Regions from separate parts of the Homo sapiens genome. Here region 2 is linked to region 1. Evidence: chromatin loops called from intact Hi-C (ENCODE). Cell type or tissue: K562. All regions are shown on one strand. Each heading gives the region's core, and the rest is flanking DNA. Links, peaks and the distances in the headings are about the cores only.

The links. A loop is a pair of places that touch in the nucleus more often than their neighbours do. Peaks named below come from ENCODE experiments on the same cell type or tissue, not always from the same donor. Only the 100,000 strongest peaks of a DNase experiment are listed, where the experiment ranks them.
Region 2: it touches region 1 in a loop (2.0-fold over the local background); 2 of 110 quality-filtered maps call a loop at or near these places.

Annotation. Positions count from the first base shown.
Region 1 is chr1:115,972,859-115,988,786 of GRCh38, forward strand. SLC22A15 (solute carrier family 22 member 15) reads left to right here and starts at 3,655. Exons shown (of 12, transcript NM_018420.3): 1 at 3,655-3,856. The coding sequence starts at 3,770. It overlaps LOC101928977 (a long non-coding RNA gene), which reads right to left and starts at 4,418. Exons shown (of 5, transcript NR_125970.1): 1 at 4,239-4,418. RefSeq lists silencers at 3,502-3,731, 3,792-4,041, 15,661-15,822. In K562, for the core only: a CTCF peak has its summit at 8,721 (motif pointing left); a DNase peak (open chromatin) is centred at 8,713; H3K4me3 peaks cover 189 bases; H3K27me3 peaks cover 984 bases.
Region 2 is chr1:115,872,676-115,888,603 of GRCh38, forward strand. No RefSeq gene overlaps it. Among named protein-coding and RNA genes, the nearest start is that of LINC01649, 39 kb to the right of the region's middle. RefSeq lists an enhancer at 7,226-7,765. In K562, for the core only: a CTCF peak has its summit at 7,496 (motif pointing left); no DNase peak of the experiment used is centred there; H3K27me3 peaks cover 1,414 bases.

The sequences.
Region 1 (15,928 bases), core at 4,098-12,097:
CTTGCATTGAGAACATCTGAATTTTGGAGGGGAAACATTCAAATGACAGCAGTGTCCCCCTAAATTAGTGTTGGAACCTAATACCAAATGTGATAGTATTAAAAAGTAGGGCCCTTGAGAAGTGATTAAATCATGAGGGCTCCATCCTCATGAATGGGATTAATGCTCCCATAAAAGACTCTGGAGAGCTCTCTTGTCCTCCTACTGTAAAGATGCGACAAGAAGGTGACATCTTTGAAGCAGAAAGCAGTCCTTCATCAGACACCAAATCTACCGGTGCCTTGATTTTAGACTGCCCAGCCTCCAGAACTGTGAGCAATAAATTTCTGTTGTTTATGAATTACCCAGTCTAAGGTATTTTGTTATAGGAGCCAAAATAGACTAAGACATATGCCTTAAGCAGAAAGAAACTTACAGGATGAACATAAAAAGACTATATAAGAATAAAAAGATTACAAGGAAAATACAAACAACAGAAAAGGTGATGCAACAATATTGATATGAGACAAAGTAAAAAAGACCAAAAGCACTAAAAAGAGCTATTTCATCACGATAAAAAAGATTCAACTAGTACCTTTATGAGCACACAGAGACAAAAAGAGAACTTGATAAACTCAAAAATGATATTAATTTTGGAAAATTTTGATATATTAAAAACTGATACATTCAGCACAGAAAAATTAAGTAATAATATAGACTACTTAAATAAAATTAGATCAACAAGTTTGATTAATAGTTAGAGAATCTTGCACACAACAAGTGGAGAATATATGTTATTTCAATACACGTGGAACATTGAAAAAAAAAAAAGGCTACGGGCTGGGCATGGTGACTTACACCTGTAATCCCAGCACTCTGAGAGGCTGAGGCGGGTGGATCACTTGAGGTCAGGAGTTTGAGATCAACTTGTGCAACATGGCAAAACCCCATTTCTACAAAAAATAAAAATGAGCCATGGTGGTGTCTGCCTATAGTTCTACCTACCTGGGAGGCTGAGGTGGAAGGATCACCTGAGCTGGGGAGATTAAGGCTGCAGTGAGATGTGATCAAGCCACTGCACTGCAGCCTGGGTGACAGAGAAAGATACTGTCAAAAAAAAAAAAAAAAGAATAAAAAGAGAAAAATCACATATTAGGTCACAAAAAATTAAAACAATTTCCAAGATTTAATATAATCTCTGTCTACAAAGCATATAAATTATAAACAACACTAAAAAGATGGTAAAAAAAATAGCAACCTTTAATTGGAAACAAAAAATGCACTAAAAATAGCTCATTGGTTAAAGAAGAAATGACAATGTCATGAAATATTTAAAAGTAAAGACAACAAAAGTACCACATGACAAAACTTGTCGGATGGAGCAAAGTCCTATAGAAAGGTAAGTACAACCTTAAATATAATTATTTTATTTATTTATTTATTTCTGAGACAGAGTCTTGCTCTGTTGCCCAGGTTGGAGTGTAATGGCACAATCTCAGCTCACTGCAACCTCCTTCTCCCAGGTTCAAGTGATTCTCCTGCCTCAGCCTCCTGAGTAGCTGGGACTATAGGCCTGTGCCACCACGTCCGGCTAATTTTTGTATTTTTAGTAGAGACGGAGTTTCACCATGTTTGCCAGGCTGGACTTGAACTCCTAACCTCAGGTGATCCACCAGCTTTGGCCTCCCAAAGTGCTGGGATTACAGGCGTGAGCCACTGAGCCCAGCCACACATAATTATTCTTCAAAAAGAAATATTAAAAGCAAAGAAGCTAAACTTCAAGTCATGTGGCTAGTAAAAGAATTACAAAGTAACAAAAGTAAAAAAAAAAAAAGGAAAGAATTCATATAATCAATGAAATAAAAAAATTCACAAAACTTTTTAAAAAATAATAAAGTAGACAAACCTCTGGCAAGACTGATAAGATTGGAACAATAAAGATGAACACTATTCAGAATGAAAAATGGGACATAAACAGTTAGACCCTTATTTTTAAAAATCCCAAGAAAACAATATGAACTAGTTTATTCCAAAAACAATTTCTAAACTAGATAAAATAGAAACATTTCTAGAAAAAAAGTGGTTCAAGAAGAAATGCAAAGACATACGAATATATCTAGTTATACACACCTATTTATCTTTACCCATTATCTATAAATCTGTAATAAAGAGGCTCCCCCTGCAAAACAAGCTAAGTCTAGATGGTTGCAGGAGAGTTTTACCAAACACTCACACTCATGTTATGAAAGCACTATAAAATCTTACTGCCAAATCTAGACATAAGCATCAGGAAGAAAAGAAAATTATAGGCCTAGTTCGCTAGTCACAGATGTAAAGTCCCTAGACAAAACACTAGCAAATTAAATTTGGCAATAAATAGCAATATCGTGAGCAAGTATTAATAGGATTTATTCCAGTAAAGTTCAATATCAAAAAAACTATTACCATAATGTACCCGATTATCAGATTCAAGAAGAAAAACAATAGGATCATGTCAATAAATGCAAAAAGCACTTATTAAACTTCAGCATTTATTAATAATGAGGATTCGTAGGAAACAGCCAAAGAAGGAAACTTTTTAAACTATTAATAGTACTTATACAGAAAACGTTTCCTTAAGTAAGAGAGAGAAAAAAATCTTAAGAGTTTATAGAGTTTACAGTTTCCAACCCACTGATAAATTCAATTACAGTGAGCATTCATTTAATTGCTAAAAAAAGAAAGCAGCTGACCAGTAAAGCCTAGCTACCAATACGCTGCAACAGACATCACAATTAACGGAAAATTTTGGAAGCATAAGAAGGATACTGGCAGGTCAAGGACACTAGCTGGTCGCCATTTCTATTCAATGTTAAACTAGAAGTCATGGTCTAGACAATGGAATACTATGCAGCTGTTAAAAAGACAACACATAATAAACAAAAAGGCAAATGAGGTTAGGAGGTGGAGGCATGAGGGGACTAACGCAGGTGTCCAGCGTCCCTTGGCCCTGCCACGCTTTTTTTTTTTAATTTCCACCTGACAAACTGCCGTTTATCCTTTAAATACCTTGGCAGCCATCACATCCTGCCCCTTCGTCTTTTGCACTTCCTTTGTACCTCGTGCATACTTCTATAAGCAAATGTATCCGACGGTTTTACAAGAATTTGCTTGCCTACCAGTGTACTTAACCCATGGCTAGCACAGAATAGGACTGGAAAGAAATGCTGCACAGACAGCACTTTTCTCTGAAGGCTCTAGGGCTCCCCAAGCCCCCGCATTAAACTGGTTTGGGCAAAACGACAGGCATTGCTGAGAGCCGCCAGGCCGCCCGCCAGCTGCGGGTCCCCTGTAGGCAGAGCCCTGGGTCACACGCGGACGCGGTCCCGATGTTTCTTCTCAGGCCCTCAGCCCGGCCCACTTCCTCTTTCCTCACTTTAAGGCGCAGACAGCGGTCCCTCTCAAAACAAAACGTACACCAAAACACCATTTTTTTTTTAAACAGGAAGTCCAGAGGCCCGGGTCCAGGGCATCCAGCCCCGGATCTCGAACGCCCTCCTCGCCCCTCGCCCCGCGTAGCCCGGCTGCGCTCCCCGCTCCCCGCCCGGCGTCCACCTCTCGAGCCTGACAGCCCCGCCGCCCGCGCAGGCGCCCCGCCCCGGCCCGGCCCGCCCCGGCCCCGCCGCCAGCGCTTCCATCCCCGCCCCGGCGGGTCCAAGCCGGTGCCGGGCGCCCAGGGGTTGCCGCGCTGGGCGGGAGGGCAGCGCCTGAGAGGGCGGTGGGGTGGCGGGGTTCCTGCGCGCGGCCCGCCATGGAGGTGGAGGAGGCGTTCCAGGCGGTGGGGGAGATGGGCATCTACCAGATGTACTTGTGCTTCCTGCTGGCCGTGCTGCTGCAGGTAAGTCCCCGCGGCCCCGCAGCCGCATTTCCCTCTTCAGGGCCGCCCGGCGCAGGGCTAGGCGTCCGCTCCCAGACCGCCGGGGCCGGGGCCGAGGCCGAGGCTCTGCAAACACCGAGGTGTGGCGAGCGTCGGGGTGGGGCAGGGGCGAGGCGCCGCGCGGTGGCCTGGGCCCGGCCGGCAGCGTCAAGGTCGCCGGCCGGCCTCAGAGCCTCTTGGGTTCTGCTGGGCCCTCCACCCCGCCACCTTGAGTGGTGGAAGGAGCGTGTTGGGGGAGGTTTCTCAGCCGCTATGCTGGTTAAGGAGGGATGCAAAATTGTGTTACCTGCCCTACGCTGTTGCCTATAACACGCTGCAAATATGAAGGGAATTGTTACCCTACCTGTGGCACTGTCACCTTGGAATCTAGGACACAGTCTTGATAATCTGCAGACAAAAGGTTGTGTCTAGGATCGCCTCCCTCTGCGCCGGGTGTCCTCTGCCTCTTTTCCTGGGCTTGAGGGGGCTTACTCTTCTAGGGGCTTTCAAAGCATAGGATTTATTTCCCTCTGGTTTAAGTTCTGCTGGCTCATTCGGCCCTGCGCCAGCCTTGGGCTGAGACTCCCGTGAGCCGAATAGTGCCATCTACCATGTGTGGTTATCAAATGGAATCACTTCTTCATTATAAAGAATTCTCAGAACCTACTTGTACACCCCAGCCTCAAAATATCGATTCCATATGCGAAAGGTCACTACAGATTAACTGCGCCAGGCAAGGATTAGTCCTTCACCAACTTAAATGGCTCATTTGACATTAGTCGCTTCTCTCAATATGCCAGAGGCATTTCATTCACAAATCCTTTCTTAGTATTTGCTGTGAGCCAGCCATTTTACTCTTTCCTTCAGTCATCAGGTTTAATACGGGCTAGGATGTGCTGAACATAGGGATGCCATGGTGGACAAATCATTGACTGCCCTCAGGAGCTTGCATTCCAGTGGCTGCGGGTGGGGCAGGCAGACAGTTAAGTAATTTAGTTAGCATGTGATGATAGTTATTCTGCAGGAAGTACAGAGTGGTCATGGATATAGCCACCAGTCCACAAGTTGCTTAAAGCTTGCATAAGACAGTGGCTCAACAGGAAGATGGGGGAAGGTAGGGGTTGACTTATTGATTAAAATGTTTGGAAGTTCAGTTGATTTCATCATCAGCCAGAAACGGTTCAAATGATGGAGTCAGTTCTTTTTCTAGCCGAACAGTTCTCAGCTCACGAATATGTGGTATTCTGAAGTTCTTTTAAGCTCGTTGTTTTAGCTTTAAACAAGCTTTCCCCAGGGAGAAAAAACGTTCAAGCTAAATGATAAGAGTATTTAATACCGAGAAAGAAGAATTGCAACCATGATGCCTGATCTTTATTTATAACAGTTTCTTTGAGAAAACCCTTTTTTTCTGTTCCAGCCATGAATTCCAGGAACATACATCCTTTCTTGAACAATCCCAGCTCCCCATCCCTCTATCCCTACCCTTCACTTCCTGTTATCATTTTCTTATTTGCCTAGCCAAGTATCCACTAACTTGGAGTAAGTTTGTCTTCAGTAGAGTGAGGTTCTAAAAAGGCCAGTGTTCTCGGTTTAGGACCTGTTAAGTTTCTCTAACTTACTTTTATTTATGGTTGACCCAGTTAGTTAGAGTTTGCTATCAAAAAGTTCCAAGCCCATGCCTATGACCGTTCACTAAACCTTGGATGATTTATGGTCAGTATTTGCGGTACAAGGACCAGGTCTTAGAGTGTTGGGGATGAGTGACTGATTGTTTATCTTATAGATGTGGGTGGGAAGATGCCCTGTAGCTGTGCTTATACCAGTGGAGGAGATGCCAGCCTAGGCAAAAGTGAATCCTTCACATGCTACGTGTTTTTAAGGACTCAGTTACCCCATTGAGATACATGATCCAGGGGGTTGTAGAGCCACCCAGAGCTACCCTGGGTATGAGAGTGGATATCCCCAAAGACCTCTCTACCAAGTCTGTTGTTGGAGATGTTTTGTATTACGGCAGCTGGTCTGTGGAGTGGGAGTACTGTGGAGTCCCATTGCTCAGTTGTATCACAGGTGATTTCATCATTCTTGGGGATGAGGTTTTGCTTCCCCCAGCAGAGTAAGAAGCCCTTTTTACACAGTTGCCTTAAATGAAAGGGGGTTTTTCTGCTTTTAAAATCAAAGGAGTTTTCGTACCATTGCCCAAGGAAGGGGCAGACCAACAACACAGCAACAAGGCCAGAGAGAGGGAGCCTCTGCTTCAGTGGGAGCCTTCTCCCCATCTGCGATTTGATAATGATTAACCCCAGCTGAGAGGCACAAAACCAGAAGGACAGAGGTGGAAATTTTACAGGCCTTTTAACATTTTCCTTCTTCTGGGACCATTATTATTATTTTTAAAAATGATTTTCCCTTTACCCCAAACACATCTATGTTCAAACTAAGAGGACAAAACCACATAGCAAAGCCAATTCTAAAGGGTTTTTGGTTAACTGTTTTCTTGAATTATTGGTACCATCATGTAGATCATCAAAAGTTACTTCACTATCCAGTTTCCTTTGGCTAGGAGACTTGCCCTCATACTCCTTGCAAACACAATTTTTGGAATCTCAATAGCATTCAACTTTGAGATAACTAAAGAACAGATGCAGATTTTGCAGATTTTTCCTCAGCGTAAGATGCAAATGCCCTGAAAATGGTGATATGTGGTATTAATGTACATAAACAAAAAGTGAAGGGAAAAAGATTGCCTATGTAAAAATGGTTGACTTATGAATAAACAATAAGCTTTACAGTTAGAAACATTCTTACCATCAAAATGTACTTGCTCTCCCTAGGATCAGAGCTATCTGCGATATTTAAATAGGAATAATTCTATTTAGCATATTACTGTTTCTCTTCTGATGGTGATTCCGAGTTGCTGCCATCGTCACTATTTTGTGTTTGTGTATGTGTTTGCTTGTTGTCTAGGCTCTCTGGAGGAGGAGGGTTGGAATACAATTCATTGTTTCTTGATTCCTTTAGACATGCAATGAAAATGGACGTTACTTCTTTGTTCTAAGCCAGAGGCTCCTGCTTTGTCATTTTCCTCAAAATCATGAATCGTACATTATATTATAATTTGCACAGAATTTAAAGCCCCCATTTACTATCAGGAACATGTAATCTATAACAAGCATTCACCAGCAAAATTGTGATGCTGTGCTATGAATCTCATCTTAGATTCTGGTGTTCAGGAATGCATTATTTTTATATATATATTAAGTATATATATATACTTAATAACCTTATTTTTTAGATCCTGGAATGACCAGTGCATTAATATTATCCATGCAATAAATAGCTTTTCTCAGCATTTTAGAAAGTAGAATGATTGCAGAAGAGGAAACTGTAATAGTCAACACACGAAAAGATGTTTTAACTTCAGTGGTCATCTGGGACAGGCATATTAAAATGGATATGAAATACCATTTCACACTTGCTATATTAGCAAACATTAAACAATCTAACAGTACAAGTGTGATGAAATGATAAATAGAAACTATACCCCATTTAGAGAACAATTTGGCACCATCTAGTAGAATTAAAACCTAGCATTGAACTCCTAGGTACACATCCCACATTGTCCCTTGAGCACGTGCATAGGGAGATATGTGTAAGATGTTTACTGCAACACTGTCTATTATAACAAAAGTTAGAACCACCTGACTTTCAAAACAAGACTGGATAAGATGTGGTATAAATTTAATAGAATACAACGTCTGAAATAAATGAACTAGATCTATATATGACTATATGGAGGAATTTCTAAAACACAATGTTAAGTGAAAAAAAAGCAGAACAGTGTATACTATGTGACACATATTCTTAATACAAATTTTAAAAACACACAAACCAATGCTATATTTGTTTCATAAATATATATAAACAGTATAGAAATATAAGAACATGGAGTAGAAAGATCCACACCCAATTCATGAGATTGGTTGCCTCTTGGGAAGGAAGGGAAGGGGTGGGCTTAGGGGAGGGTACAAAGGAGATTGCATCTGTTATCATTTGTTAATTGTGATAGTAGTTTCATGAATCTTATTTTTTGCTTTTCCATATTAAATATTTTTAAGTGAAAAGATGGTAAAGGGAAGAAGATATGCATATCTAAGAGAGAATACTATAGTTTGCTGTATGAGAATAATGGTTCATTCTTTTTTAAAAATCAATATTCCTTTGATCAATTATGGCTGTGAATTGTGGTCCTTTAAACACAGGAGGGTGGGGTAGAGTGAGTTTTATTCAGCCTGTTTTGTTAAACTTCATGTAGAATGCTATCACAGCTTACCTTCCCTATCTGCTTATACGTGGCACCATGTCCCTCCACAGGAAATTCTTAGGTCTGATGAGATATGGCTGAGATCATAGCTGGTTCTTCTAACCTCCCTGGCATAAGCAAGTGATGAAGTTCACACCATAAGCATTAGTGAAGCTCTTGTTCAGTTATAAAAGACTAACTGTCATCCCCAGGATGTTCTCACCATCACTGAGGCTTCAGCCATGATGAGAACCTATGGTCTTACTAAGACCCTTTCATGAGTCCAAAACATGTGGCCATTTACCAGGGCTCTCTGTCAGTTTGAGCAAGTTTTATGCAGCTCCTACTGTCAAATTTTATTTCAATTAGCCCTCACACAGTGGCCTGGAGGTTGGGTCTCCTGAGGGTTTATGGTGATCTGGGAACTTTTGCCTTTCACCAGTTTAGGTGGGTGGGGCAAAGAGACAAACACAGTGGTTTGGTCAAAGAAACCAAACCCACACTGGCCCCCACACCCTCAGGAAAACTGTTGTTGTCCATAGACAGACACTGCCCCCTAGTGTAAAGCAGATAAAGTTGTTGATCTATTAGACAGATTTTCCTCCAGGGAGGCTGTAGAGATACAGGAGGCCTCCAGAAGGGTTAAGGAGCTCCTTTGAGCCTGGATGTCTCAAGAATTAGGACATTCCATGGAAAGCAACTAGACTGATACCTCTGCAGCACCCAAACCCCCAGCCGAATGCCTTCCAAGGCCATCCCTGGCTGTTTGACTTGTGCCTTGACAGTGAAGGTATTATCTTCCAAGATAGCACAAAAATAGTCATTAAAGTCACGAGGACAGGCAATGTGAATATGGCAGAAAGAACACTAGGCTTGAATGTTGTGCTACTCTGCTGCAAGATGGCATTATTAGGCAATTGTTATTAGGCAAATGACCCATCAGTCTCTACTGTGCACTTGGAAATGGCTGGATCACGAAAGTTTAATTTGTTTTGCAAGTTTAGGATTTCTCAGAGTTTCCCAATGCCCAACAATTAATTGGCCTTGGGGCAGTGTTGACCCTAGGTTTCAGAATACCAGCTTGGTTCATAACCACAATTAGAGGTTGCCTTAGAAGAAAAAGACTCTCAAATCCAAAGATGCACACAGCTCGGGACTCTCCTCTCTGACTTCTTTGACCAAACACTCATGCAAATTGATATCTGCCTTCATGGGACATCATATAGTACTCAACAAATGGCATATGGTGATTGTAGAAAAAAGAGAAAATATAGAAATTAATACAAATCACTAGTGATTCTACCACCCTAAAGTAAAGCATGCTCACATTTTGGTGTATAGCCTTCCAGACTCTTTATTATATAAATATTGTATATCCATCTTTTTTGCAGAAATGTGTATCATAACTGCATTTTGTCTCTCAGCAATGTTGTGAATGCGTTGCTATGCATGTAAAGGAACAACTACATATTTTTTAGTGGCTGTAGCATGGTATTTCAATATATGGCCATAGTATAATTTGCTATTCAGTTCTCTTGTGTTGCATATGTTATGCTTCCTCTTTTTCAAGTTCACAAACCCACGCAGCCCATGGTATTGGTTCTTTCTTCTGTTCTGACCTTTACTTCTTGCCAGTTGATTGTTTATCAGTCTTCTCAAGCCCAGACTTCTCCTGATTCCATTCATATAGTTCTACCTAGATGCTTTTTGTCCCAACTTCATGGATAAAATAGAGGTTAGCTGGTGTAAATTTTCTAAACATCGTTTCCTTTTACTTCAAAAGTTTTTTTCATCCTCACCTATCTTAAATACCTTCTCTGTTAGGGAACATGTCCAAGAGGAAGACATGTTTCTGCCCTCTTGCTAGGGATATCTTTTCACTTTTGTTTTTGATTCTATGTAATCCATCAGTTATTTCTAATCCTATCTCTTTCTGCATTCTCTGCAGAATAGCCTGCATGGTAGATATATGGAAATTGTATTAAATAGCATTAACTCTTAATAAGTGATAGAGTTATGCCCTTCTGGAGCCTTCTTTAGTTGTGTTTATCTAAGGAGAAAGTCTCATTTGGTGTTAGCACTTCTAAAAACATTTCCAAATATTTCTGTTTTAACAAAGGGAATGAGCTAGCATGAAAGAATTAGAGGAGCTTCAGTAGAAAACATTATCTAGTTGGAACTTAATATTATTCTGTTTTATTGTATTTATTCATTTTCTTTTAAAACTTCTTTTAAAATTATGAGACATTTCTGATGGAAAAATACAGAGAGTAATATGACAAACGCACATGTACTTGCTTCCAGATTTAATAAATGCAGATATTTTGCCTTATTTGTTTAATGTTGTGTCAGTCATAGTTCTACTGGAGAAGCAGGACCCCTAGGATGGAGATGTGTGTGTGTGTGTGCACGCGCACATGTGTGTGTATGTGTGTTTATGTAAGATTATATATGTATAATCGATGCATCATTCATTATGGAGATTTGACTGTATACTGTTGCGGGAGCTCGTTCAGCAGGCCCTGTAAGGCTGTTGTCTTCGTGTGTGATGTTGGAGCTTGAAGTCTGCAGGACAGGCAGTCGAGAAGGGAAGATATGATCTGGAGCCCATCAGAAGTGACTGGAATCTGTGTCATTCTCCCTGCCTCCAACCTTGATGAAGTGGCTGCCTTTCATCATAGAATTAAACATGTACCTGGGCAAGGAGTCAGAGCAGCTGAAGGAGGATCCATGGGAAGGTGGAGTGGTTGCAGCCTCGTGACTGTGCCACGCCAATGAGGTGGACCAGCACATAAGTGGTAAGCTATGTGAGGCACTAAGGCACCTGCCCCAACCTGGGCATAAAATGCAAAAACAGCTGCTCTTTCACTTTCACCCCTCTCCCAAATCTAGCCTGAAAATGTCTCCTGTGGCCCACCTTAAATAAAAACATACTAGCTAACACTTGGCATTCTAACATTGTGCATATTTTTGTAGTTCCACCTGCCAAGTGATGTCTGAATTGATATAAAATTCTATTTTATGTTAATTTACTAAAATTAAAACATTTGAATTGATTTTAAAGAAGACTATTGAGTAAATACTAGCAGACAGAAAATGGGCATGTGAAAACTAGCAAGGGGTACTCAGATGACTGAAGTTAGGGAAAAGCTGAGCTAGCCATATAATTCTTCCCAGTTATGTAAAGATATATTCTTTACTTTCCTGACTCTGATTGGGCTATTGCTTTACCAAATAATTTCTTTTCCTGAGTTTTGTTTTCATTAACTCCTTAGCAGCCTTTACTACCTGCTCAAGTATCATATTAACAACCTTTTCCTGATTCTCCTAGGTGGAATTCACATCTCCATTCTTTGTGCTCTCATGAACTTCATTCCCAGTATGGCTAATATAGCATTCATCACAATCCACCTTGTATTTACAGCTTTGGATATACAGTCATGCCCCACATAACAATGTTTCTGTCAATAATCACATATGCGACACTGGGCCCATAAGATCATAATGGAGCTGAAAAATTCCTATTGCCTAGTATTTCCTGTGCTATATTTTTAATTGTTATTTTAGAGTGTACTCCTTCTACTTGCAAAAAAAAGTTAACTGTAAACCAGCCTCAGGCAGATTCTTCGGGAGACAGTCCAGAAGAAGGCATGGTGTGATAGGAGATGAGGGTTCCATGTCTTCAGGATGTTGTTTTCCTGAAGACCTTCCATTGGGACAAGATGTGGAGGCAGAGACAGTGGTATTGATCCTGACTCTGTGTAGGTCTAGGCTAATGTGTGTGTGTCTTAGGTTTTAACAAATAAGTTCAAAAAATTTTTAAAAATAGAAAAAAGCTTATAGAATAAGGATATAAAGAAAGAAAATATTTTTGTACAGCTATATAATGTGTTTGTGTTTTTAGCTCTGTTACTACAAAAGAGTCAAAGAGTTAAAACATTTTAAGTTTAAAAAGTAGAAAAGCTACAGTAAGTTTAATTATTATTGGAGAAATAATTAAAAAAATAAATTTAGCCTAACTGTACATTGTTTACAAAGTCTACTGTAGTGTCCTAGGCCTTCACATCCATTCACTCCTCATTCAGTGACTCACGCAGGGCAACTTCCAGTCCCGCAGGCTCCGTTCATGGTAAGTGTCCTTTACAGGTGTACCATTTAAAAAATCTTTTATTGTATATTTTCTATGTTAGGTATGTTTAGAAATACAGATACTCACCATTGTGTTGTAGTTACCAACAATATTCAGTATAGTAACATGCCTTACAGATTTGTAGCCTAGGAGGAATAGGCTATGCCATATAGCCTAGGTGTATGGGAGGTTATAGATCTAGGTTTGTGTAAGTGCACTCTGACGTTTGCACAATGATGGACTCGCCTAAGGACACATTTCTCAGAACGTTTCCCAGTTGTTGAGTGATGCATGACATATGACTGTTTGTTGTCCTCATTTGAATGCATGTGCCTTGAAGGAAAAGACTACTTTTTATCCATTTTATCATCTGAGGTGCATAATATAATGTGTTGCAAAGTTTTGGTGCTTGTTACAATTTTGTTTTTTTTTTAAAATTAAACCATTGAAGAAGAAGGGATGGTCAGCTGGTGGTGTTACCATTTTACTTGAAAAAGAGAGAGAAGGCCGGGCGCGGTGGCTCATGCCTGTAATCCCAGCACTTTGGCAGGCCGAGACAGGTGGATCACAATGTCAGGAGTTCAAGACCAGCCTGGCCAAGATGGTGAAACCCTGTCTCTACTAAAAATACAAAAATTAGCTGGGTGTGGTGGCGGGTGCCTGTAATCCCAGCTACTCGGGAGGCTGAGGCAGAGAATTGCTTGAACCCGGGAGGCAGAGGTTACAGTGAGCTGAGATCGCGCCACTGTACTCCAGCCTGCGTGACAGAGCGAGACTCCATCTCAAAAAAAAAAAAAAAAAAGAGAGAGAAACAGATGCGATTAAATACTTTGTTCAGAATTTTTTTTAAATTTATTTTTAAATCGAGGTGGAGTCTCACTATGTTGCCCAGGCTGGTCTTGAACTCCTGGACTCAAGTGATCCTCCTGCCTTGGCTCCCTAAAATGCTGGGATTATAGGCATGAGCCACCACACCTGGCCTAGTCTTAATTAGTGATTGGAGCAAAAATTAGCTAACAGAGTTACTAGTTTTTTTTTCATCTTTTTTTTTGGTTATACCATTATGCAAGGAGTTAGTTAAAAAATGTATTTGATAGACTATACATATTTGATATATATATGAGATAGACTTTTATGTATATAGCAGTGTGTTGGGTTCTTTAGAGGGAAATAGCAGTATAAATTAGGGTTTCTTTCCTTCAGGAGGTGACAAATCATTGAAAATTAGAGTTGAACTATTATCTACACATTATATAATGATACAAAGCAATATTTCCCCCGTAAATAATACAGCCAACTAATGCTTTGGAAATTAAGAAGGGAGACGGTGTGGTCTAGAGTGATTTGTTGAAGCCGTCAGAGAGATATCTGAGCTTGAGCTGAACTTTGAAGCTTGGATTTAGGGAGAAATGGGAAGGTCATTTCAGGTAGAAAAACATAAAACTGGAATAAGTGTGGAAGAGGGAATAACTTATGCCCTTGCTACACAGAGTATGGTTGTTGGTTGTTGCAGCTTATTGGAAATGCAGACTCTTACCCCCACCCCAGACTTAGGGAGTCACATTAAATTTGGGAAGCACTAATATATGCTATTTGTACAGTGCTATGCAATTCACTGTTGACTATGGAGGAATCCCACTTGACACTGAAGATGGGTTAATATGATATTAATGACTTGGATAAAGATGTACCATTAGCGTCTGGTCTTAACTGGAAGAAAACGAAACAGAGAGGTTTGGATTTGCTCAAGGTTTAATTAGAGCTGAGGTTCAGACTTGGATAACAGATTCCACTGCTTTCACACCACACAGTGAATAAGTCATGTTAGGGGAATTGAATAGGCTGGTAGAGGAAGCTTGAATGCAGATTAGTTAGCACCTGGACCATGTGGTGGAGGATCTGGAATGCTAGAAAACTTATCATTTATCCATTAATACGTTTTGACTGGAAGAGTTTCATGAGGAGTTTCAGGGAGATTGATCTGGTGTCATAATGTAGATAGATTTTTTTTTTTTTTTTTTTGAGACGGAGTCTTGCTCTGTCACCCAGGCTGGAGTGCAGTGGCGCAATCTCGGCTCACTGCAAGCTCCGCCTCCCGGGTTCACGCCATTCTCCTGCCTCAGCCTCCCCAGCAGCTGGGACTACAGGCGCCTGCCACCACGCCCAGCTAATTTTTGTATTTTTATTAGAGATGGGGTTTCTCTGTGTTAGCCAGGATGGTCTCGATCTCCTGACCTTGTGATCTGCCTGCCTCGGCCTCCCAAAGTGCTGGGATTACTGGCATGAGTCCAGCCAATGTAGATAGATTAAAATGAGGAAGAAACAGTATTTAGAGGCACCAGTTACTCCGGGTGTGTTAGTGTGTCTCAAATTTTACACAAAAAAAAATAGCTAGTATTAGTAAGTCAACCAACAAATATTTATTGAATACCCACTTTGTGCTGGACACTGGGCATATAATCCTGTCTTCATGATTATGGTCTTGCTTATGTAATGCTTTTGATTGAGTCAATTAGGTAACTGAGTACTAAATGCATAAAAAAACTAAAGGTAATGGCAACAATAAAATAATCTTTGATTCCTCCCCTCCCTTTATTTTCTCCGAAAAAAGCTCTGGCCCCAAAGTTAAGTGGTTCTCGTTCTCATCCTGGTTTTGCAATTAGTGTTTTATATAACATTGAACAATTTACTTAATCGTTCTGTATCTCATTTTTCCTACTTAAAAAAATAAACATTGTACTGAACCATGACTTCACAGCACAAGGTATTGTGATGAGATAATTTATAGGAGACTTTTTTGGTTTCCTGAGAAGTATTATAAGAGCTCTTAATGGTGTTAATATGAAATTACTTTAAAAACCTTCACTTCTTGAAACTTTAAAAATTTCAATCCCCTAGTGCATTTTAGTCATTTTTCTAATTATAATTACATTGAAAGGGGGAAAAAAATCCAGCCATCTGTGGCACTTGTTCTCCTTCCCTAGAGGTAGAGCTAGAGAAGATAATGATTTATTTGAGATGTTGTTATTCCCACTCTGGTAGACAATGGATAGTGGTTGCTGTTTGTGGCTTTAAGGCCCATCTGCTGATGGGTGCAATTTTATTAGGCAAAAATATGTGGGTGAATGTGTGCATGGTAGTTGTAGATAACAGTGGAGAGAAGAACGAGCGAATATTTTTGTTTTTTGGGGGGGAAAGGAATACTATGTGAGCTGTGTGAATTTGTCACAGCCAAAGATAGCAAACCAAAGAGAACCACCCCCATATTCTATGTGTAGGTGATTCTTCCCCATGGCTAGTTAATGCTAAGCCATCTTTGACTTTCTATGACCATATGACCCTTGTGTAAGTGACTGCAGAATAGAGGATCTATTTTTTGGGGGGGGACTCTCTCTGTCACCCAGGCTGGAGTGCAGTGGTGCAATCTCAGCTCGTTGCAACCTCCGTCTCCTGGGTTCAAGCAGTTCTTCTGCCTCAGCCTCCCAAGTAGCTGGGATTACAGGCATGTGCCACCATGCCCAGCTAATTTTTTTTTTTTTTTTTGTATTTTTAGTAGAGACAGGGTTTCACCATGTTGGTCAGGCTGGTCTTGAACTCCTGACCTCAAATGATCCACCCACCTTGG
Region 2 (15,928 bases), core at 4,272-12,271, 100 kb before region 1:
CTCCCAAGGCAGATCAGGGTTTCTCATTTCTGCTTCCACTTGAGGTTTGTAATTTTGGAACAGATGAGAGGAGAGAAGAAATGAGCAGCTGGCTACATAGATGGTATCCAAAAACAGGATTTGGTCTTCTAAACAGGGCTGATGATATTAGAATGATAGGCTTCTGGCAAGAAGAAGAAGGCGTCTCTCAAAAACCAGGATAAACATGTTTGGCAAGAAGCTGTATGATCTGATGAAGAGGACTTCAAAATGAAATTTAGGGCAAGGGGCAGGGAAATGTGCTTATATAATGCTCTGAAGATACTGCCATTCACATTCAGGTCTGCTCTCTGCCATTCTCCCCCTGCTCCGTGCCTGGGAAGTTCACAGTACAGACTGCGTCATGGGGCTCCCATCCCTTTTCTTTGGCTTGTACCAATGAGAGCCACCATGGAGAAACTCTGGGTTCAAGTAACCACACCTTCCTCTTTCCCCTTCAGACCAAGGAGTTGTAACAACTCTGTGTGGTTGCCACTAAAGCTGCTACATTATCCAGCCTCAGTTTCCCCTAATCATCTCTACACTTTGTAAGTAAGATCTTTAAAAACTGCTTCTCAAATTGCCCTTACGTATACCAGCTGTTTCTTCCATGACTCTAACATACAGTTATCTATATGGAGGATGGTGAGTGCAAGGGAAAAGAAGGAAGTGTTTGGGAGGAAGTTTCTGGTGATTTTCTATAACAAGGTGAAAAGGAAACAAGACAGGAGTTGTGCCAGTTGTTGGCAGGAGCACTGATATCTGTGGCTACAGAAGACTGCACGGCCATGAATGTATTTGGATGATGAAATGAAGCAGAACTTTTAATTCAGCTTGTTAAATACAACCCAAGCAGTGAAGCTTGTCACTGCAGGGCAGGAGTTCAAAAGAAACTGATGAATCCTAGGGTTTTGGAATAGCACCGGCTGTCAGAAAGGTGCACACCTATCTTAGTATCCATTTGACTGAGGATGGACTCAGCTAATGAATGAGGAGGGAGAAGGGAGGCGTGAAAGTATGGGACTGTCTATACTAGCGCTTCTCAACTAGGGGCAGTTGTACCCCTCATGAAACATGTGGCAATGTCTGGAGATGTTTTTGGTTATCATTGTTACCAGAAAGGGGTCCTGATCCAGACCCCAAGAGAGGGTTATTGGACCTTGCACAAGAAAGAATTCAGGGCGAGTCCACAGAGTGAAGTGAAAGCAAGGTTTATTAAGAAAGTAAAGGAATAAAAGAATGGCAGACTGGGCGCTGTGACTCACGCCTGTAATCCCAGCACTTTGGGAGGCCGAGGCGGGTGGATCACCTGAGGTCAGGAGTTCGAGACCAGCCTGGCCAACATGGTGAAACCCTGTCTCTACTAAAAATATGAAAATTAGCTGGCCGCAGTGGCGCACGCCTGTAATCCCAGCTACTTGGGAGGCCGAGGCAGGAGAATCGCTTTAACCCAGGAAACAGAGGTTGCGGTGAGCCAAGATCACACCACTGCACTCCAGCCTGGGCAACAGAGCAAGACTCCATTTCAAAAAAAAAAAAAATGGCTACTCTATAGGCAGAGCAGCAGCATGGGCTGCTCAACTGAGTATACTTACAGTTTCTTCTTTATTGTATGCTAAGCAAGGGGTGGATTATTCATGAGTTTTTCAGGAAAGTGGTGGGCAATTCCCAGAACTGGGGGTTCCTCCCCTTTTTAGACCATATAGGGTAACTCTGGATGTTGCCATGATGTTTGTAAACTGTCATGGTGCTGATGAAAGTGTCTTTTAACATGCTAATGTATTAGAATTAGCATATAATGAGCAATGAGAATGACCAGCAGTCACTTTCTTTGGGATCTTGGTTTTGGTGAGTTTTTGCCAGCTTCTTTCTTGCTGTTTTTATCAGCAAGGTCCTTATGACCTGTATTTTGTGCCAACCTCCTATCTCATGCTGTGACTAAGAATGCCTAACCTACTGGGAATGCACCCCAGCAGGTCTCAGCCTTATTTCACCCAGCCCCTATTCAAGATGGAGTCGCTCTGGCTCAAGCACCTCTGACATCATGACTGGTTGGAGATGAAGATGCTTCTGGCATCTAGTGGGTTGACGCTAGGAAGGCTGATAAACGTCCTAAAATGCAGAAGACAGCCCCAAAGAAACTTTCAGCCCCAAATGTCAATAGTGTGGAAGTTGAGAAGCCCTGATCTACGGCCTGGCCAGCCAAGTGGAAGCTGTGGACCATGTGTCTATTATAATGGTTAAGAATGCAGTCTCCGGAATTAGCTAGACCTGAGTTTGAATTCCAGCTAGTGATGTTGGGCAAGTAATCTAACCTCTCTAGGCTTCAGTTTCGTGTTCTTTTCAGCTTTCAAGCAAGATCTATTGAACACCCCCTTATGCCACGTCACACTATGTGGTCAGCAAGTACAAATGATCACAGTAACATTTAAGTTAGCTAGAACTCCCAGGAAACAGGACATTCTGAGTCATGGACATTTCCGGTTGAAAACTAGTGTTCATTCCTGTCTCATAATATATGTAGAAACAATTTTCTTGCTCCCATTCTGTTATTGTTACATATTATGGCTTTTATAAAATTTACTGGATCGTGGGAAACAATTTTCATGTTCCCAGTAGCTGAGGCAGCCACTATATACCATTCAACAGCCAGAGCCTTTTTGTGAGAGTGATTTCTTTGTGTTTTTTAATTTATTATTTTAAAATTAATATTATTTTAATAGAAAGATAATTGTATATGTTTATGGGGTATAATGTGATGTTTTGATATACAATGTGGGATGATTAAATCAATCTAATTAACATATCTATTACCTGACATTATTTTTCATGGTGAGACATTTGAAATTTATTCTCTTAGCAAGTTTGAAATAAACAATATATTGTTAGCTGTAGTCACCCTGCTCTGCAATAGATCTCACAGACTTATGGTCTCTGACGTTAACCAGTATCCCCCTATTTCCTCCCAGCTTCAGTTTCTTATCTTTAAAATGGGGAAAATAACGAGACCCACCTCACAGAGCTGTGGAGCTTATATACATATAAATTGTTTAGCACAGTGCTTGGCACATAGTTAAGTTCTCAAGAAATGGTTACTCCTATTATGGTAATTGTTACCTTCCCAGTACAGATTATAATTCCATTAAAACTAATTTATGAGGCAAGAGGAAAGTTTCCGTGGAGCTGATAGGTTTTGTAATTAGGTAGTTAGATGTGTGTGTTCACTTCACAGAAATTCACTGAGCTTGCAGGATGCAGTGGCTCGTGCCTGTAACTCCAGCACTCTGGGAGGTCAAGATGGGTGAATCGCTTGAGGCCAGGAGTTGGAGATCAGCCTGGGCAACATGGTGAAACCCATCTCTACAAAAAATATACAAAAATTTGACAGGCAAGGTGGAGCGCACCTGTAGTCTCAGCTACTCAGGAGGTTGAGGTGGGAGGATCACTTGAGCTCGGGAGGTTGAAGCTGAAGTGAGTCAAGATGGCATCACTGCACTCCAGCCTGGATGACAGTGAGACCTTGTTGCAAAAATAAATAAATAACTAAGTAAATAGATTGAGCTCTAGCTCTACACTTATGATTTCGGACCTTTTCTGTACATATATTATAACTTTTAAAAAGCTTACTTAAAATGATTAATAGGAGTCTCATTCTGCCTGCCTTCAAAAAGCCCCATGATATTTAATAAATTCTTGACTTTCCTTGCCAGTGATTCAATCTCTCAGAAGTTGAAAGATGCAATGAAGGACAGTTACTCTCCACTGACCAGTTTGCTCTCCACTGACCAAAACTGAGGAACTGGGAAGAAAGATGAGAAATTGACAGCAATGTCATATACAAGGGACCATCATATTATAGTATAGGAAGAAAATGTTTGTTGAAGTGCTAACATCTAATTTAGGTTTTAAGAAAATAGAATTCAAAAAAGTTTGGAGAAAAAATAGCTGTGACCATGTAGTCTGATTTCAAAAAGACCGAGTGACTTAAGAGGAATGGCAGGTTCTAAACAGAAATTCTAACTCTTTAGTCATAAATTATCGTGATAAGAGAGAAAAATGGGAAACAGTGTGTCCATAGAGGGAGCTCCCAGATGATCTCAGGTATTTAAAGGATCTGCGTAGGTGAATGAAGAACACTGAGCTGAGGGCTAACACAGAATGACACAAGTAGGTATTATTCCTGCATGGTAAAGGTCAGAACTAGGCAAGGTTTTGTGAAGCATGCCAACGACAATTGAAAAAGCTTTTTAGCTATGCTTGGTGCTGGAAAGACAAGGAAGCATATGGCCATTTGTCAATTTAGTGTTAACAGCAGCACAAAGAAGGCAGAACAATTCATTTCATAATTTTTTTTAATTTTCTCTATCAAGGAAAATGATTTTCTAATGATAATGGATACCATCATATTGGCTAGGAAAGAATTTGAGCACTAACTAGTTGAATAAATACTAAGAGCCCCCTCCTTGTTTTTCATGGGCTCAAATCTGCTGCTGGATGAAAAATGTGCAGATGTGATTGGGAAACCCTTACCTCAACCTTGGGTGAAAGGGCACAAGAACCTGCCTGAAAGCTGAGAGAAGGACCAGTGTGCTTATTTTTAACGTGGGGAAATACATATTTCAGAATCTGCCACCCTGTGAGCTTGATGCTGATACCCGGGAAAATTCTGGGTTGATTTAATTAAATTAGGTAGTTTATGAATACTTGATGGAATAAAGGAGTGAAAAGCCCTGCACTCAGCCTGATTTTCCAGGGAAAAATGTTATACTAATAATATACTGAGCACCACCTGCCAGCGTGTCTCCAAGCACTCCATTTCTTCAGGCCTCAAAGAATCCTGTGAGGCAGGTCCTGAGACAGTCAAATCCTAGGCAGATAAAAAGGAGTCCCAGAGAATCTCTGACCGGCTTCAAAAGTGTTTACATCAGATGCTTTTGTGCAGATGAGGGCTAGATGCCCAGGGCTTGTCTGTGCATGCACACAGCTGACTAGACCCTGGCGTGTGCACTGGGGGAAGTGGGTGGAGCCACAGGAAATTCACACATTATGCATGGGAAGAGCCTGCTCTCTTCAGCTCCTGCGGTGACCTGGGAATCAATCAGTGAGGTAGAGGGCCTGTTAGCAGGGGTCCATCACACATTGCTGAGATCTTTTTTTTCTTTTCTTTTTTTTTTTGAGATGGAGTTTCGTTCTTGTCACCCGGGCTGGAGTGCAGTGGCGTGATCTCAGCTCACTGCAACCTCCGCCTCCTGGGTTCAAGCGATTCTCCTGCCTCAGCCTCCCAAGTAGCTGGGATTACAGGCGCCTGCCACCATGCCCGGCTAATTTTTTGTATTTTTAGTAGAGACGGGGTTTCGCCATGTTGGGCAGGCTAGTCTCGAATTCCTTACCTCAAGTGATCCGCCCGTCTAGGCCTCCCAAAGTGTTGGGGTTACAGTCGTGAGCCACTGCGCCTGGCCTCTTTTTCATTTTTCACCTTTCACCCAATACAATCCTGCTCTACACACCCTTTGATGTGTCCACGTGCCTAAGTTTTCCTGGTTGTGTGACAAGAAGCCAGGTTTTAGCTGAACTAAGGAGTAAAATTCAGCAACAGTACTACCATTATCTCTATTTCCAGATGAGAAAACAGAGGCACAGGGGAGTCAATGAACTTGCCAGAGGTCACACAGCCAGTGTAACAGAGCCAGAGCTCAACAGGCAGGCTGGCTCTGGAGCTTTTGCTCTTCCCCTTGACTCTGAGAGGCTTTCAGCAAAGCAATGGATAATGAGCATCAACATGCCTTTCATGACAACAGGAGGAAATGCAGTCTGCACAGGCTGCAGTGAGGCACAGTAGCACTCGTTTAAGCAGTCGCAGGAAGAGAAGTTCAAGTGAAGCCTCCCTGCCATTTTGGAAGTCCTGGAACAATACCTTAGGCTGCAGCATTAAATACTGGTGATATGTGAGCACTTTTGACCTATAAAAATGGTAGTTTTACGTGTTCCAGCCTAATACTTTATCCTCTCTTGCCTAATACTTTTTCATATTCTTTTACCTGGACGTGTGTAGTGCTTGTTGGACCATTTTCAGATGTCACATAGCTGGGATTGATACCTAGTGAGATAATTGCAATACAGAAAGGTCATTACAGTTTGGAGAACGGGGATGAAACTATCACAAAATGAATTTTAACAGAAATAAATGTGAAGCTCTGAATTCAGTTTTAAACATTTAGTCTCCACAAGGATAGGGTGAGAGAGACCTGATTAACCAAAGTTCCTGTGAAAGCACAGGATTTTTGGTCTCCACCAGCTTTCTTGAGTCCCCAGGTGCTGAGGTAATTGGGGCGGTCAAGGAATACGGGGCTGGATAAAACAACCTCACGTTGATCATTTAACTCTGTCTAGGGGACCAAAGTGCCAGGGTTGGGGGCAGTCCTCTGACATGCACAAGGTGTTAAAAGAAGGGTGTTTATTGTACACCGAGCAGTGGAGAATTTGGAATTTTTAGCCTGAAGAGGCTTGGGGAAAACTGATAGCAGCCTTCAAGTATTTAAAGGGATACTATTCATAAATCAAGAAACATTTACTGAGTACCTGCCACATGAAAGGAGGAGCACTGTGTGCTGTGAGAGACTGAAAAATGAGAAAGAATGCTATCTGACCTCAAGAAGTTTATTAATAGAGAGGGGTTGTCTGACCCAGAGACAACTAATACAGGGGGTAAATCAACAGTTGCTATAATAGAGACACAAATAAATCATAATCATTAAGTGTTCTTTCCTTTCTTAACAGATATTTGTAGTACAAAGAACTTCAAATATCTGAAAGAAGTAGAGAGAGGTATAAGAGGTGTTAGGAGACTTAAGGAGAAACAGGCTTCTCTGACCTACAGGGAAATTGTTGCCTGTTTAGTCCAGTCTATTTTCCATTAAACATTCTGTCTTGCTCAGCTTCACGAATAAAAACAGGGAAATAAAGCAACTTTCTTTTAATTGTATTTACTACAAGACTTATTTGATGGTAATTTCCTTCAGTACAATTATTTATGGATTTACTTATATTCTGCTTTTCAGCTTCTTTTACTTTTATTTTTTGAGATGGGGTCCCGTTATGTTGCCCAGGCTGGTCTCGAACTCCTGGGCTCAGCAATCCTCCCACCTAGGCCTCCCAAAGTGCTGGGATTACAGGCATGAGCCACTGCGCCTGACCTCAGCCTCTTTTTTTCGGCCTGCATACACATGCACTTACATGCACACACACACACATATGCACACACACACACAGACACACACACACACACACAAGCACAGTGATTCCAACAAGGAGATCTAGTTTTTACTTAAACAAAGGAAGGAGTCACCTCTATAGTGTGATTTGAGGGTTGAGGTACCAAGGAAAGCAGCTACCCCTATCCCAATCTTATAAAACCACTTCTTTTGTCATAGGATCCAACGCTACCATTCATGAATCATCCCTTGAGTGCCCCCTCCTGGCTCCCCAGAGAGTCCTGGGGGGAGTTCCTCTTTGAAGTCTTCACAACCAATTTAAGTTGTGAGCTGCCAGTCTTCTTTGTGACAGCCAAGTGTACCATGAGAGTACCACAGGAGTGTATGGTGGGGGTTGTATTTCAGGAAATAGAAAGGATGAAATATTAGGATCAACTAAGCAGATTTCACCAACCTTACATTTTTTTCCCTGCAGTTAACTCATCATTATCTTCATTCATGTTCTCAAGACAATCCTTAATAAAGTATTAAACAATCATTTGGGGCCGGGCACAGTGGCTCACGCCTGTAATCTCAGCACTTTGGGAGGCCGAGGCGGGCGGATCATGAGGTCAGAATTTCGAGACCAGCCTGGCCAGCATGGTGAAACCCCGCCTCTACCAAAAATACAAAAAATTAGCCAGGCATGGTGGCACACACCTGTAGTCCCAGCTACTCGGGAGGCTGAGGGAGGAGAATTGCCTGAACCCGGCAAGCAGAGGTTGCCGTGAGCTGAGATCATGCCACTGCACTCCAGCCTGGGCAACAGAGCAAGACTCCATCTCAAAAACAAACAAACAAACAACAAAAAAAAAAAACAGAACCAAAAAAAATCATTTGGATTTGAGCTATATTCCATGTTAGTGTTTCCCTAGTATTTACTAGTGGTTCTAAAAGAAAGTGTGCATTCCTTGGGCTCAACAGATGGTAGAAAGAGATGGCTGGAAAGTTGATGAGAAACCAAAAACGAGCATTTTGCATGGGAAAATCCAAAATCTCCACAAGGACCTAGTCTGATTGCTTATGATAAAGTTCTAGCACTGGTCCACCAATGAATCACAATGAAAATTTCCAGTAATTTTGAATTTGCCAGGCTATTGCCTACTGATTTTATAACATCTGTTAACATGTTCAGGTACTGGGGCATGATGAGTGTCTATTTATTCATAAGACTGTTGTGGGGGTGCCTACATGCTTTAGTCAAATCATGTAATAGTTCTATGCCTCACAACTGAAAACCAAATAGTTCCTGTTTTTCTTTTGCATACAGTCTCAAGTGTTGATGGAGTAGCACTGTGATGTTCATTAAGGTTAGAAGACGCTACTCATGAAAACTCTTGTTTGCTAGGCAGGTGGGATTATGGGTGGGTTTTATTATTCTTTCAAAAAAATTTTTTTAATCTTGACATAAAATTCCTTTTAAAATAAACATTTTTAAAAGGTTATGAAAAGGTCTTTCCAGGAAGAAACAGAATATTTTGGAGAGTTCCCAGCCATGAGGTCATGGAGACAACAAACAAATGGGTCAAGAAGTGCCAATTGGGCAAACAATTTCAACATATAAAGAGATCACTGCATAACTTCTGTGAATAATCAAGCATATCAAAGTTGTTACATCAATAAAACTTACATATAATTAAGTACTGCATTTTTTCATCCAGATGTTCCAGTGGCTAGCAGATAAAGCCTCAAAAAAAAAAAAAAAAAAAAAATAGCTCAAGGGGCATTTCAAAGCCATTGTTTATGTCAGCATAACGTACCTGAAAAAAGTGTGAATAGCTCATCTTGTCCATCAGACTTGGCTTGTCTTTGTCTTGCTTCTGCAGGGCTGTGAGTGACTAGGGTTAATCTGGTAAACTGACCTGTATTAAGGTGATTATTATTATATTCAAGTATCTTGGTTTTTTTCGTGATTTAAACAAAATGAATTTGTGAATTTTCGGTCCCTGGAAACTTCATGTAAGTGGAGATTGGCAAAGGTGCAACTTGCATTTCACGAATTAGGCAGCCCCTACCTCTAGTTCCCCACAGTCTAAAGATTTCTTATGCATGATTGGTGATGGGGACCCATTGGGACTTTGATGGCTTTAGAGGCTGTTGTAGGCTGAAAAACAGCTCCCCAAAAGATATCCACTTCAAATCCCTGGAACTTGTGAATGCTACCTTACATGGCAAATAAATGTGATTAAGTAAAATATCTTGAAAGAAGGCACTTACCTTGGATTATCCAGATGGACCCTAAATACAGTGTAGCATGTGTCCTCATGGGACTGAGGTAAAGGGAGTTTTGAGAGAGACACACACACACAGAGAAGACAGAGCAGAGAGAGACGTGGCCACAGGCTGAAAGATGTTAACAATCACCAGAAGCTGGGAGAGGCAAGGAATGGATTCTCCCCTAGAGACTCTGGAAGGAGTGCAGCCCTGCCAACACCTTGATTTTGGACCTCTGGCCTCCAGAGCTGTGAGAGAATACACCCCTGTTTTTATAAGCCACCCAGTTTTTGATTATTTGTTACAGCAACCACAGGAAACTAATAGTCTAGATTCAAATCCTGGTTCAAACTGTTAACTGCTCATGATCTTAGTTTGTTGTGAACCACAGTTTCTTCAAACAGTTGTCCCTCAGTATTTGCGGGGGGATAGGTTCCAGGACAACCTGTGGATACTAAAATCTGAGAACGCTCAAGTCCCTGATATCAAACATGGTAGTATTTGCATGTAACCTACATAAATCCTTCTGTGTACTTTAAATCATCTCTAGATTACTTATAATATCTAATAGAATGTGAATGCTATGCAAATAGTTGTTATACTAGATTTTAAAATTTGTATTATTTTTTATCGTGATATTGTATTTTTTATATATTTTTCTGAATATTTTCTTTTTGAGGTTGGTTGAATCCTCGGACATCCATCCCGCAGATACAGAGGGCCAAATGTATATAAAATGAAAGTATATGTGTAAGATGTGTACTATGTAGTGTTTGGCACATAGTAATAGTTCATGACATGTTTTTTGTGAAAAAAAAAAAAAAAGTTTCAGTGGTTAAAGCTCACATCATCATGTCCACAAACATAATGTGGTTCTCAGCTTACACACATGTTTTATAAGCATGTAGAAAAGAAGTGCCTGTGTTGGTGATGGGAGAGGGATGACACATAAAGGGGCAATGGGCCAGTTAGGAAAGCACGTGACAGAGGCACGACAGGGAATCAGTGGATAAAAGATTGTGTGGGAGGTCAATGCAGGGATCATGGGATTCTTACATGATTATAAAGGAGATGGACGAAAGTCCTCAGAATTTAATGGGAAAATTCCCTGGTTTCTTCTTGAAGGACTTAGCTTTTTATATCCACATCCATATTTTAAACCTCATAACTGAAATCTAAGTACACTCTTCATTTGTAGCTTGTCAGCTGAGGGAAAATTACAGAATGGGTCACAGCAGCGGGAAGATTATGGGTTGCATCTGATAAATGGCTATTTATATGTACTGAGCTGGCTCTGGGGTATTCTCAGGGTATAATTTCATAGCAGAGTTAACATCATCTCATAAAATATGACAACAGGTTTTACACTGCCTATCTGAAATGAAATTGCAGCCTTTTGTAATGAGCAAGTGCAGCCCAGAAGGCAGGATGGATTGAGTTTCCCTGGTACCTGCCATGTCCAGTCTCAGGCCTTTCCAGTGGAGAGAGGACACATGGGCACATTCCCAATTCTCTGTGGCACCCCCAGTCGGCTTTGGGAAGAGCAGTCTCCCACCTCCACACTCTAGGGACGGCTCCCTTCTTTCTAAAGACGCATTTCCTGAAGCACTGGGCGTAAATCACAATCACATCTCCCCCATTGGCTCACATCATCATTTCCAAGATGATTTACCTTTACTTCTATTGATCTTCAATTGGCAAGAACTCCATAACTCTCCCTCTCTGCAAGCCCTGACTCAGTGATTAATGATTTATGAAGGAAATCTAAATGCCCCAGAGGTGGTCCACACTTGAAGGAACTGCCGAAGTAAATATTTTAAGTGAGCCCTTTTTGAAATGAAAATAATTACAGCAGTGTTAATCTCTTTGGTCATTTGGGACTTTGCTTCCCCTCGTTTTGGGAGGGAAGGGACTGTTTGTGCGTTGTTTGGACAGCACACCTGTATTTTCCAAGCGAATTTTTCTTGGTGAATGAGTTGGTCTGACTCTAAGTGAAAGCAAGACATTCTGTTTTCAGCCCACCTGGCCCCACCTGGGTTTCCACGTAGGAAACTTTTCTTCATGGAGTTCTGCCCTGGAGTCTGAGCACCTTTGATAGAAAGGAATGTATACTAGGGTATTAAGTTCCATAAATTCGTTATTACTCAGTTATTTTATATCCATCTATTCTCTTACAGCTGGTCAGTACCACCAATCTGTCCCCTTTTGGTCATTCTAGACATAAAGAATCTTGGCCAGGTGCAGTGGCTCATGCCTGTAATCCGAGCACTTTGGGAGGCTGAGGCGGGCTGATCACCTGAGGTCAGGAGTTCGAGACCAGCTTGGCCAACATGGTGAAACCTCATCTCTACTAAAAATACAAAAATTAGTCTGGTGTGGTGGCAGGTGCCTGTAATACCAGCTACCATGGAGGCTGAGGCATGAGAATCACTTGAACCTGGGAGGCAGAGGCTGCAGTGAGCTGAGATGGTGCCACTGCACTCCAGCCTGGGTGACAGAGCGAGACTCTGTCTCCAAAAAAAAAAAAAAAAGAATATTATTTTTACTTAATATGCAGGGTGGTCAGCAACTGCAGGATTAGGAAACTCTGCCCCTGTTGCTCTGGGGCAGGATGGTGTGTCGACCCAGCTGTATCTACTCACAGAGCATCTGCTCAGTGATGTCAAGTTAGTTCTCAGCACCAACCTTGGGTGAAAGAGATATTTTTAAATGTTCCAATCAAACACCTTTTCTAGAGTCCTCACCTACTTCTTACTCCCATTAGCATCACAAGTAACATCCTTCTTTTCCCTTGCCAGCAGATATAGAAAGTCTTAGAATAAATCTGTTAGAAAGAGAGGCCATTTGGAAATGAAAATTAGACTCAAGGAAATCTTAAAAGTTACATTTTTACATTACAGAGTTTAAATCCCCTTTCAAGCATTAAATCATCTTTTTATTTTTAGAGTTTATGGTACATAATAGGAACACTGTAAACATTTTTTTTTTCTCTTGAGACAGTCTCACTCTGTTTCCTAGGCTGAAGTGCAGTGGCATGATCTCAGCTCACTGCAACCTCCACTTCCCAGGTTCAAGTGATTCTTCTGCCTCAGCCTCTCGAGTAGCTGGGATTACAGGCACCCGCCACCACTTACAGCTAAGTTTTGTATTTTTAGTAGAGTCGGGGTTTCACCATGTTGGCCAGGCTGGTCTCGAACTTCTGACCTCAGATGATCCAGCCGCCTCGGCCTCCCAAAGTGCTGGGATTACAGGCATGAGCCAGTGTGCCCGGCCTAATCATTTCTTTAGTTATAAAAATTACAAAGAGTGAAATTCACTTTTTTATGTACACGTCTATAAATTTTCACACATGCATAGATTCCTATAGCCAGCATCACAGTCAGGATAGAGAACAATTTGAATATCCCAAAGATTTCCCTCCAGCTGCCTTTTTTTAGTTAAACCCTTTCTGTATTCCTAACTCCTGGAAACCACAGATCTGTCTGCTTTTGCCTTTTCCAAAATGATTCCTAAATGGAATAAATCTGTAACATTTAGATACTGAGATTTCACTCAGCATAATGCATTTGAGATTCACCTATGTTATTGTCTGTATTTGTAATTAATCATTTTTATTGCTAAGTTGTATTCCCTTGCATAAATGGAACACGGTTTGTTTATCCATTCAGACATTAATGCTAATTTGGTTGTTTCCTGTGTTTTGGTGATTATGAATAATGCTGCTATAAACACTTGTGCACAGATTTTTGTGTAAACATGTTTTTATTTCTCTAGGATAAATACCTAAAAGTGGGATTGCTGGGTCATCTGGTAAATGTACATCAAACTTTATAAAAAACTCCCAAGCAATTTTCCAGAATGGCTGTACCATTTCACTTTCCTGTCAGCAGTATAGAAGAGTTTTTGTTGATTTACATTCTCACCAGCACTTAAAATTGTCATTTAATTTGCATTTCACTAATTGATTATATTTAAGCATCTTTTCATTCATCTTATTAATTTTATTAATCTTAAGCATTATATTTGCTATCCATATATCTTCTTTGGTGAAGTGTCTGTCAAAATCTTTTGGCTATTTTAAAATAGGTTGCTTCTAATCACTGAATTTTGAGTTCTTTATATATTCTGGATACAAGTCCTTCATTTGATATGTGATTATAAATATTTTCTCCTTGCTTATAACCTGTCTTTTTATTGCTTTAACAGTAAATTAATTTTGAGGCCGGACGCGGTGGCTCACTCCTGTAATCCCAGCACTTTGGGAGGCCAAGGCGGGTGGATCACGAGGTCAGGAGATCGAGACCATCCTTGCTAACACAGTGAAACCCTGTCTCTACTAAAATACAAAAAAGTGGTGGTGGGCGCCTGTAGTCCCAGCTGGTCTGGAGGCTGAGGCAGGAGAATGGCGTGAACCCGGGAGGCAGAGCTTGCAGTGAGCAGAGATAGTGCCACTGCACTCCAGTCTGTGCGAGAGCGAGACTCCGTCTCAAAAACAAAACAAAACAAAACAAAACAAAAAACAGTATATTTTGTAGAGTAATAAAGGCTTTTTTATTCCTACGAAGTCAAATTTTGCCATATTTCTTTTATGGATTGTCTTCTTATATCTAAAGACTCTTTGCTTAACCCAAAATTTTTAAAATATTTCCTTTGATGAGTTTTATAGTTTTACATTTCATTCTATGATCCATTTTGAGTCAAGTTTTGTATATGGTGTGAGGTATAATTTGATGATATCTCCAATTTGCTATTGAGTCTCTTCAGTGAATTTTTCAATTCTAAAATTTCCATTTTGTTCTTTTATATAGCTTTTATTTCTTTGCTGAGAACTTCTTTCCATTTATTTAAAAAATATTTACTTTGCTTATTAATGCATAATTATAATAGCTCCTTTAAAGTCTTTATCTGACTATTTCAATGTTTAAGTAGCTCCATGCTGGCTTCTGTTGATTGCCCTTTCTCTTGACACTTGTTTAAGTTTTCATAGTCCTTTGCATATCAAATAATTTGGGGTTGTATCTAGGACATTTTGAATGTAATGTGATAAAACCCTGAGTCCTATTTAAATCTTCTGAAAAGCATTGACTTGTTTTTAAAATCAGTCGGGCAACTCAGGTTTAGACTCACAACCTGGCCAACTTTCTAAAGCATTTACAGTGATGTTCTGGTCCACTCTGCCTATACATCACCCAGCTGCCCGTCTGAAACCTGGGCAATGGTCTACTCCATAGTTCAGCGCTTAAAGTCCTTACTGTGCTAATTCCGCTCAGCTTCACACATGCTCAGTTCAGGAGTAAGCTCAACACTTTCTTATACACAGCTTTAAAGGATCCTTTTCTCCAGCACCTTCTTCATAATTCCCCACTCTATCCTGCAGTCTCTGGCCTTTAGGGTTTCCCCTTCCTGATGTCTGGCTAGAAAGCTGAGGCATTATCCTACCTATAGGGTCTGCTGTACTGGTGAGGAAGGGAAGAAGCTCTGCCTCTTGCTGGCATTTGCCTGGTGTAGGGCAGAGAGACTCAACAGGACTCTGCCCCTCAGGGACCACCTCAGCTACCAGTGAGAGTAGCAGGGGGAACCAATTCTTTGCTGGTGTTTGCCTGGAGTAGGGCCGATAAAGACAAAAGGATTTAGACCGATGGGGTCCTCCCTTTCCAGAGACTCTGGCTTCCTAAGGGCTTATTTCTGTCTGTGTCCAGATTTCAGGCTGCTTCAGTACCCAGAACAAAATCTATGAGAGGTCAAAAAAAAAAAAAGACACAAAGACACAAGAAAAATGTCTTTAGAGAAATCACCACCAAATCATGCTTGGAGTCCAGTTATCCTTACCCACTCTGACTGCTTTCATCCACTTTTCAGAGCCTTTTGATAGTTGGATTATGTGTGTTGATCCAGAGTTTTTAATTGTAGTTACCAGGAGAGATATGGCTGAGTGTGCTTACTTGTTCTTGCCTAGAACCAAAAGTTCATATAAATATTTATGAATGAGGCTAGGCGTGGTGGCTGATGCCTGTAATCCCAGCACTTTGGGAGGCCGAGGCGAGCTGATGACTTGAGGTCAGGAGTTCGAGACCAGCCTGGCCAACATGGTGAAACCCTGTCTCTACTGAAAATACAAAAAAATGAGCCTGGCATGGTGGTGCATGTCTGTAATCCCAACTACTTGAGAGGCTGAGGCAGGAGAATCACTTGAACCTGGGAGGCAGAGGTTGCAGTGAGCCAAGATCACACCACTACACTCCAGCCTGGGTGACAGAGTGAGACTCTGTCTCAAAAAAAAAAAAAAAAAAAAAAAAAAGAATGAATGGGCAAAAGGAAAATGCTTAATATCTATTATAATATCTAACTTTTTGGAAAGCTGCCCATTTTTAATTCCCAGACCTGTGTATATCTAAAAATTTTAGCCTTTCTTCTTGTCTCTTATAGATAAAAAATCTATTTAGAAT